2 separate regions of the Homo sapiens genome follow, and region 1 is linked to region 2. A link is an interaction called in ENCODE POLR2A ChIA-PET data of the cell type or tissue named here. Cell type or tissue: HepG2. All regions are shown on one strand. Links, peaks and the distances in the headings refer to the core of each region. The heading gives the core; the rest is flanking DNA. Region 1 has its middle 5.1 kb from the start of ZNF367. Region 2 overlaps PRXL2C (peroxiredoxin like 2C).

Region 1 (4,402 bases), core at 189-4,188, 220 kb after region 2:
AAGTGTGATAAAACGGGAAGCTGTCCCAAGAGTCAGTTCAATGACCTCTTATAAGACTTAAGTGCTTCTTGAAAGTATTATGAATCTGCTGTCCTAATTAAACTGCTTCATTTAAATCTACTTTGGATTTTATTCTAACAAGTCAAATTAGTATAATTTACAGTGTAGAGCCACATATTATTTTAAAGTTGATTCCATATCCAGCTGATAATTGATCATTGTGGGTCTAAGATAATGAAACTGATGTTTTTGTGGAGCATAAGAGAACCAATATTAGTACCTCACAGTCACTCAGTCAGTTAGTCATTTTCTTTTTCCTTTCTTTCTTTCTTTTTTTTTTTTTTTTGAGACAGAGTCTCCCTCTGTTGCCCAGGCTGGAGTGCAGTGGTGCAATCTCAGCTCATTGCAACCTCCGCCTCCTGGGTTCAAGCGATTCTTCTACTTCAGCCTCCCGTGTAGCTGAAACTACAGGTGTGCGCCACCACGCCTGGCTAATTTTTGTATTTTTAGTAAAGATAGGGTTTCACCATGTTGGCTAGGATGGTCTTGAACTCCTAAACTCATGTGATCAGCCTGCCTCGGTGTCCCAAAGTGCTGGGATTACAGGCAAGAGTCACCTGGCCCACTCAGTCACTTTCAAGATTACAGAAGGGTCAAATGGTCCAACCTCCAGATCCTTGAAGACAGTGGGGGTGTCAAGGAATGCTTAGAAGATGGGTCAGTCCCCCAAATCACCACCTGTGTCACCAAAAGCAATTCCAGAGGTGAGCAATAATAGTAGAATTCATTTGTAGGAGTAACAGAAACTTTCTCAATCTTGTGTAAGTTTTGCAAAAGTATTTACTATTTACTATTTTGTATTGGTACATAACTTATACTTTAAGTAAAAACATCATGCTTGTAGTTAGGCTCCATGGAGTCCCAGCTACTTAGGAGGCTGAGGCAGGAGGATTGCTTGAGGCCAGGAGTTTGAAGCTGCAGGGAGCTATGATGTGCCTGTGAATAGGCACTGCACTCAAGCCTGGGTAACATAGTCCTCATCTCTTAAATTAAAAAATTATATATATATGTACATATATACACACACACATATATATATGTACATATATATACTTGCTATGGAAAGATAGTTTCAAGGCAAGTCCTTGGGACAGCCTTCTGAATCGGACTGTCATTCCCAAGCTGTCTCACTGACAATTCTGGAGGCCCAAAGTCCCTATATTACTAGGAATGTGGTGATCTCAGGTTGAAGGAGGTTTGGTAGGTTATCCCTAATGTGGTTAAGCAGCTAAAAATGATTTGTTTATAGTTAGTCAAGTTATCTGTTAGCCAAGAAGATTTTACCGTGCTCCCATGAGGGGAAGACTACCTTATCTGAGGTTTACGTGGGCCCCAAGTTTAAAGTTTGGGTGATATTTTAGTCCTCTTGTTACAAAATGTCTTTTGTGGGACTCAGTCACATAGCAGGGCCTGTGCAAACTTGCAACTGTGCCCTGGAGCAGCGGTCTCCAACCTTTTTGGCACCAGGGACTCGTTTTGTGGAAGACAACCTTTCCACAGATGGAGAGAGGAAAGGGAATGGTTTTGGAGTGAAACTGTCCCGCCTCAAATTACCAGGCATTAGATTCTCAAAAGAAGCACACAACCTAGATCCCAGATCCCTCACATGCGCAGTTCACAACAGGGTTTGTGCTCCTATGAGAATCGAAAGCCACCGCTGGTCTGACAGGATGCAGAGCTCAGGCAGTAATACTTCTTTATCGCTGCTCAGCTCCTGCTGTGTGGCTGGTTCCCAATAGGCCACACAGTCCACGGCCCGGGGGTTGCAAACCTGTGCCCTGGAGAACATGTCTTTCAGCATCTCTTCAACATGTGGCACTGGAGTTAACAGCCTGGCACCACAGGAGGGCATTCACACTCCCAGACTGTGAGGGTGTTAATGGCCCAATTCTTCACTCTCCCTTGTATCCACACCCTCAGCCAAGTAACTTTGCAGTGTCCTCCCACCTAACATCAGGGCATAATTCTCCAGTCTTGGGCTGAGCCATGTGGCTTGTTTGGCCAATGGGATGTTAGCTGATGTAAAGCAAGCTGCTAGGAATGCATCGTTAGTCCTAGTTAAGTGGGGGAGAGATGAGAATTAGATTGAGGACTGCCTATAATCCAGTGCTTTGGGAGGCTGGGGGGAGGAGGATTGCTTGAGGCCAAGAGGTGGAGACCAGCCTGGGTAACATAGTGGTACCCGTTTCTACAAAAAATTAGTCAGGTGTGGTGGTGCGTGGCTATAGTTCTACCTACTCAAGAGGCTGAGGTGGGAGGATCACTTGATCCTCACTTGAGATTGCATTGTATCTCTCATCAATAAAACCAAATGCTGGGGTCCGGCACCATGGCTCATGCCTGTAATCCCAGCACTTTGGGAGGCCAAGGTGGACGGATCACTTGAGCCCAGGAGTTGGAGACCAGCCTAGCCAACATGGTGAAATCTCATCTCTACTAAAAATACAAAAATTAGCTGGGTGTGGTGGCGCATGCCTATAGTCCCAGCTACTCGGGAGGCTGAGGCTGGAGAGTAGCTTTAACTCAGGAGGCAGAGGCCGCAGTGAGCTGACATCTTGCCACCGCACTCCAGCATGGGCGACAGAGCTAGACTCCCTCTCAAAAACATAAAAAATAAAAATGGGCCAGGCGCGGTGACTCATGCCTGTAATCCCAGCACTTAGGGAGGCCGAGGCGGGCGGATCACAAGGTCATGAGATCGAGACCATCCTGGGTAACACGGCGAAACCCCATCTTTACTAAAAATACAAAAAAAATTAGCCGGTCGTGGTGGCAGGCGCCTGTAATCCCAGTTACTCAGGAGGCTGAGGCAGGAGAATGGTGTAAACCCGGGAGGTGGAGCTTGCAGTGAGCCGAGATCGCGCCACTGTACTCCAGCCTGGGCGACAGAGCGAGACTCCATCTCAAAAAAAAAAAAAAAGTGTGTGTGTATGTGTGTGTGTATATATATATATACACATATATATAAAATTAAAAATAAAATATTTTATATATATTATATATTATATAATAAATATATAATATTTAATTAATATATAATATATTATATATTATATATAATAATTAATACATATTATATTATATATTTATATACACATAATTAATATATTATAATAATTAATATATAATATTTAATATATTTATATATAAATGTGTATATATATATATATATATAATTAAAAATAAAAACAAAGTGAAACAAAAAACCTTGCTTTTTTTTGTTGTTGTTGTTGTTATTTTGAGATGGAGTCTCACTCTGTCGCCCTGGCTGGAATTCAGTGGCGTGATCTAGGCTCACTGCAACCTCCGCCTCCTGGGTTCAAAAGACTCTCCTGCCTCAGCCTCCCCAGTAGCTGGGACCACAGGCGCATGCCACCATGCCCAGCTAATTGTTTTTGGATTTTTAGTAGAGATAGGGTTTCACCATGTTGGCCAGGATGGACTTGATCTCCTGACCTCAGTTGATCCATCTGCGTTGGCCTCCCAAAGTGCTGGGATTACAGGTGTGAGCCACCACCCCTGGCCTGCTATGTTTTACATAGACTTTAATAACTGCTGCTTTGTCTTACTTCAATTTTATCTTGAAACTTTAAAATACATTTTTTTTAAAACGGGGTTTGAGGTTTCTATCTTTATCAGAAGGGGTATATATATGTAAAATATATATATACATATATATAAAATATATATATATACATATATACATATATAAAATATATATATCTACTTATATATATAAAATATATATATATCTACTTATATATATAAAATATATATATATATCTACTTATATATATATATATTTTTTTTTTGAGATGGAGTCTCGCTCTGTCGCCCAGGCTGGAGTGCAGTGGCGTGATCTCCACTCACTGCAACCTCCACCTTCCGGGTTCACGCCATTCTCCTGCCTCAGCCTTCCGAGTAGCTGGGATTACAGGCGCCCGCCACTACGCCCGGCTAATTTTTTGTATTTTAAGTAGAGACGGGGTTTCACCCTGTTAGCCAGGATGGTCTCAATCTCCTGACCTCATTCATGATCTGCCCACCTCGGCCTCCCAAAGTGCTGGGATTATAGCTGTCAGCCACCGCGCCCAGCTGAAGGGGCCTATATTTTTAAGAGTTGAAAATGCTACTTTAGTAATATAGTAAGTATCCTGAGATAGGTTTCAGTATTTTTCAGATTTAGTATGTATTGTTGTTACCGGAAAGGGGTCCTGATCCAGACCCCAAGAGAGGGTTCTTGGATTTCTCACAAGAAATAATTCAGGGCGAGTCCGCAGTGCAGAGTGAAAGCAAGTTTATTGAGAAAGTAAAGGAATAAAGAATGGCTACTCCATAGGCA
Region 2 (4,401 bases), core at 1-4,000:
AAACACCGTATATCGCACAGGACAAAGAATGATCTGAGCCAAAATGTTGATGGTAAAAGATTGAGAAACCATTCTTTAAAGGAAGAAAGAGAATGTTTTCTAGAAATACATTATCTTCTTAATATCAAATTGAATATAAAATGACATCTAAAGACAATTTTCGACATTTCAGGACAGAGCCCCCACATAAAATCAAATCTACTCTCAGGAAGCCTTCAGAGCCTGTGGCGGGCAGTGACTGGCCCTCTCTTTGATTTTCAAGGAGACCCAGCTCAGCAAGGTGGAACCCTCATTTTAGGTCCAGGTAAGCATCAAAGCCCAGGTTCAGCAGTAGACGTCTTGTGCTTTTTACAAGTTCAGAGGCCGCCATTTTCTTTTCTTTTCCTTTTTTTTTTTTTTCGAGAGGGAGTCTCGCTCTGTCGCCAAGGCTGGAGTGCAGTGGCGCAATCTCGGCTCACTGCAAGCTCTGCCTCCCGGGTTCACGCCATTCTCCTGCCTCAGCCTCCCGAGTAGCTGGGACTACAGGTGCCCGCCACGACGCCCGGCTAATTTTTTAAATTTTTAGTAGAGACGGGGTTTCACCGTGTTAGCCAGGATGGTCTCGGTCTCCTGACCTCGTGATCCACCCACCTCGGCCTCCCAAAGTGTTGGGATTACAGGCATGAGCCACCGCGCCCCACCCAGAGGCCACCATTTTCTTCATAAAGCAGACACCCTGTACAAATGGACATCTTGGCATTACAGCCAGGATGCTGTGCTTTTGTAGGGGGGCATCTTTTGTTTTCAAAGGCTTCTGTATATTTTGATGTTTATGTATTTGATGAGCGTGCCCATCATCCCATGCCTAGATGATTTCCCACAGTCACCTGTGGGCTGGCGATCTGTATATGGCTGTCACACACTCCGCTATTTAGGAATGTTCAGTGGAGATGAACATTTCTGAATAGGGGAAAATCGTCACGTGCCTTTTTTTTCAAGAAAAGAATCCAGCCGGGCGCGGTGGTTTACGCCTGTAATCCCAGCACTTTGGGAGGCCAAGGCGGGCGGATCACGAGGTCAGGAGATCAAGACCATCCTGGCTAACACGGTGAAACCCCGTCTCTACTAAAAATACAAAAAAAAATTAGCCGGACGTGGTGGCGGGTGCCTGTAGTCCCAGCTACTCGGGAGGCTGAGGCAGGAGACTGGCGTGAACCTGGGAGGCGGAGCTTGCAGTGCGCCGAGATCGCACCACTGAACTCCAGCCCTCCAGCCTGGGTGAGAGAGTGAGACTCTGCCTCAAAAAAAAAAAAAAAAAAAAAAAAAAAAAAAAAAAGAATCCATGTAGTTATTTATACCTAACAAAACTAGGAGACTTACTCAGTGTCAGCAAGTTAGTCAGTGCTAGGGACAGCTCATCCCATAAGATTGGGATTGAGGCCGGGCATGGTGGCTCACACCTATAATCCCAGCATTTTGGGAGGCTGAGACTGGTGGATCACTTGAGGCCAGGAGTTCCAGACCAGCCCTTGGTGAAACCCCATCTCTACTAAAAGTACAAAAAATTAGCCGGGCGTGGTGGTGCATGCTTGTAATCCCACCTACTTGGGAGGCTAAGGCAGGAGAATCACTTGAACCTGGGAGGCGGAGGTTGCAGTGAGCCCAGATCGTGCCACTGCACTCCAGCCTGGGTGACAAGAAGGAAACTCCCTCTCAAAAAATAAAAAAGAATGGGATTGAGGTCCGACTATAAGCCACACACTGTTAACTTTATTGATGGGTGTGGACCACCTGAGATTGCTTTGGCTCGTCTCTGCTAAGTGTTTGAACAGATGTATTTGAACAGATGTAGGGATTGTGGACATCTAAGTGTATTGTAACTGATTAGATCTCTACTGTGTTCCAGCATTGCAACAAAGGACAAACACCCTTATCAGACAGGGCCCAAAAGCCTAAATCACTATGTTGTAAGACCATCTTTTTGTTTTTTCTTCCTCTTTAAAACTGTCTGCTTAATGAGCATAGCTTATAAGAGTTATATGAGTAATATTTACTTTGATAAATACCTTTTTTTTTTTTTTTTTTTGAGACAGAGCCTTGCTCTGTCACCAGGCTGGAGTGCAGTGGTGTAATCTCGGCTCACTACAACCTCCGCCTCCCGGGATCAAGCGATTTTCCTGCCTCAGTCTCCCTAGTAGCTGGGACTACAGGCGCCTGCCACCACACCCAGCTAATTTTTGTATTTTTAGTAGAGGCAAGGTTTCACCAGGTTGGCCAGAATGGTCTCAATTACTTGACTTCGTGATCTGCCCACCTCTGCCTCCCAAAGTGCTGGGATTACAGGTGTGAGCCACCACACCCAGCCAATACCATATTTTTTAGAAGGAGGGTTTTGACTGAGTAATATGATTTTTGGGCTTTTTGCAGCTGGAACATTGTAGCCAAAATCTCCCTTTGCCTCCCTCTCATGAATTTATAACAGATTCGTTATAAAAAGAAGCCCTGATGAATGAGAATGAATCCTATGCATTAGCCCAGAATGACATTAGCCATATTTCTGAACAACTTATTTCCATCCTCATACCCAAAAGGGGATGTTTTTGAGTCCCTTATCTCCATGTCTCTGAATCATTTGTCCACATCTTCTGTTGTGTAAGAATAAAGAGTACATGGGCTGGGCGCAGTGGCTCACACCTGTAATCCCAACACTTTGGGAGCCCAAGGTGAGCAGATCACAAGGTCGGGAGATCGAGACAATCCTGACTAACACGGTGAAACCCCATCTCTACTAAAAATATAAAAAATTAGCCGGGTATGGTGGCATGCACCTGTAGTTCCAGCTACTAGGGAGGCTGAGGCAGGATAATCGCTTGAACCTGGGAAGTGGAGGTTGGCAGTGAGCCAAAATCACACCACTGCACTACAGCCTGGGCGAGAGACCAAGACACTGCCCCCAAAAATAAATAAGTAAAGAAGAAAGAGCACATGGAGAGCATCATTTGTGTGCCAACTTGGGACCATTCAGTCATCCCTCAGCATCCATGGCGGATTGGTTCCTGGACCTGCAGTGGATCCCAGAATCTGAGATGCTCAAGTGTCTCACATAAAATGCTGTAGTATTTGGATCTAACCTATGCACGTCCTCCCCTGCACTTTAAATCATCTCTAGTTTACTTATAATACCAAATGCAATGTAAATAGTTGTTGTACTGTACTATTTAGGGAATAATGACCAGGAAAAAAAAATGTCTGTACATATTCAGCAGATATGCAGCTATCCTTTTTTTCTGAATATTTTCAATCCGTGGTTTGTTGAATGAGGATGCGGAACTCATGGATGCAGAAGACCAGCTGTGCTTAGAAAACATGCCTCATGGCCGGGTGCAGTGGCTTACACCTGTAATCCCAGCACTTTGGGAGGCCGAGGTGGGCGGATCACAAGATCAGGAGATCAAGACCATCCTGGCCATCTGGTGAAACCCCGTCTCTACTCAAAATACAAAAATTAGCTGGGCGTGGTGGTGCAAGCCTGTAGTCCCAGCTACTCGGGAGGCTGAGGCAAGAGAATCGCTTGAACCCAGAAGGCGGAGGTTGCAGTGAGCCGAGATCATGCCACTGCACTCCAGCCTGGCGACAAAGCGAGCCTCCGTCTCAAAAAAAAAAAAAAAAAATGAAAACGTGCCTCATACACTTAATCTAATGGTTTAAGTTAAAATTCTGGTCTTGAGTTCAAGAATCAAACAGAAACTAGATTGTAAATTTATGATTATAAATTATAAAATCTGTATTTGAACAGATGTAAGGATTGTGAACATCTAAGTGTATTATAACTGATTGTCTTTTAAGGCCTTATTTTAGAGCCTCTTTTGGGCTATGGTTATAATACAGATAGCCTGTTAAATCAGTATTTCGGAGTGGATTTTTTGAAGTGAGTGATTTATTTCCTTATTATATTTATTCTATTATTAGATTTAAGAAACAGATGTGATTTTCCAGCTTGATATCTATGTGAGTTCCGTATTCTGCCCGTCTGACAGGACATTTTATTTAATTATATTTAATAAAACCTAACAGAAGGTTATAATTTAAAAATCTTTCCCCTTGGATCTCATAAAACATCAAGTATGGCTCTTATTTAACCATAATCCTTGTCATACTTTATTACCATGATTTAAAATTATTATGGCATTATATAGAGAATATAATGCACTCCAGGTAATTAATTTTTCCCTTTGGACTAATTAAAGGTTGAAAAGCTTCCTTGATTTTAGTAAGCAGTAAATCTGATGAATAATACTATGCCTCAGCCTTTTATTCTTATTCTCTTCTAGGTAACAACATCCATTTTATACACCGCGATAGGAATAGGTTGGATCACAAACCTATCAACTCTGTTTTACAGCTTGTAGGAGTTCAGCATGT

What was found. Peaks named below come from ENCODE experiments on the same cell type or tissue, not always from the same donor. Only the 100,000 strongest peaks of a DNase experiment are listed, where the experiment ranks them.
Region 1: POLR2A ChIA-PET joins it to region 2 with 5 read pairs; 2 of 35 experiments call an interaction of 5 or more read pairs at or near these places.

Annotation. Positions count from the first base shown.
Region 1 is chr9:96,421,256-96,425,657 of GRCh38, reverse strand. No RefSeq gene overlaps it. Among named protein-coding and RNA genes, the nearest start is that of ZNF367, 5.1 kb to the right of the region's middle. RefSeq lists enhancers at 1,652-2,153, 3,621-4,402, 4,224-4,402. In HepG2, for the core only: no CTCF peak of the experiment used is centred there; no DNase peak of the experiment used is centred there; H3K4me3 peaks cover 789 bases.
Region 2 is chr9:96,641,796-96,646,196 of GRCh38, reverse strand. It overlaps PRXL2C (peroxiredoxin like 2C), which reads left to right. Exons shown (of 6, transcript NM_153698.2): 5 at 173-304; 6 at 4,311-4,401. Among named protein-coding and RNA genes, the nearest start is that of PRXL2C, 11 kb to the left of the region's middle. In HepG2, for the core only: no CTCF peak of the experiment used is centred there; a DNase peak (open chromatin) is centred at 1,866.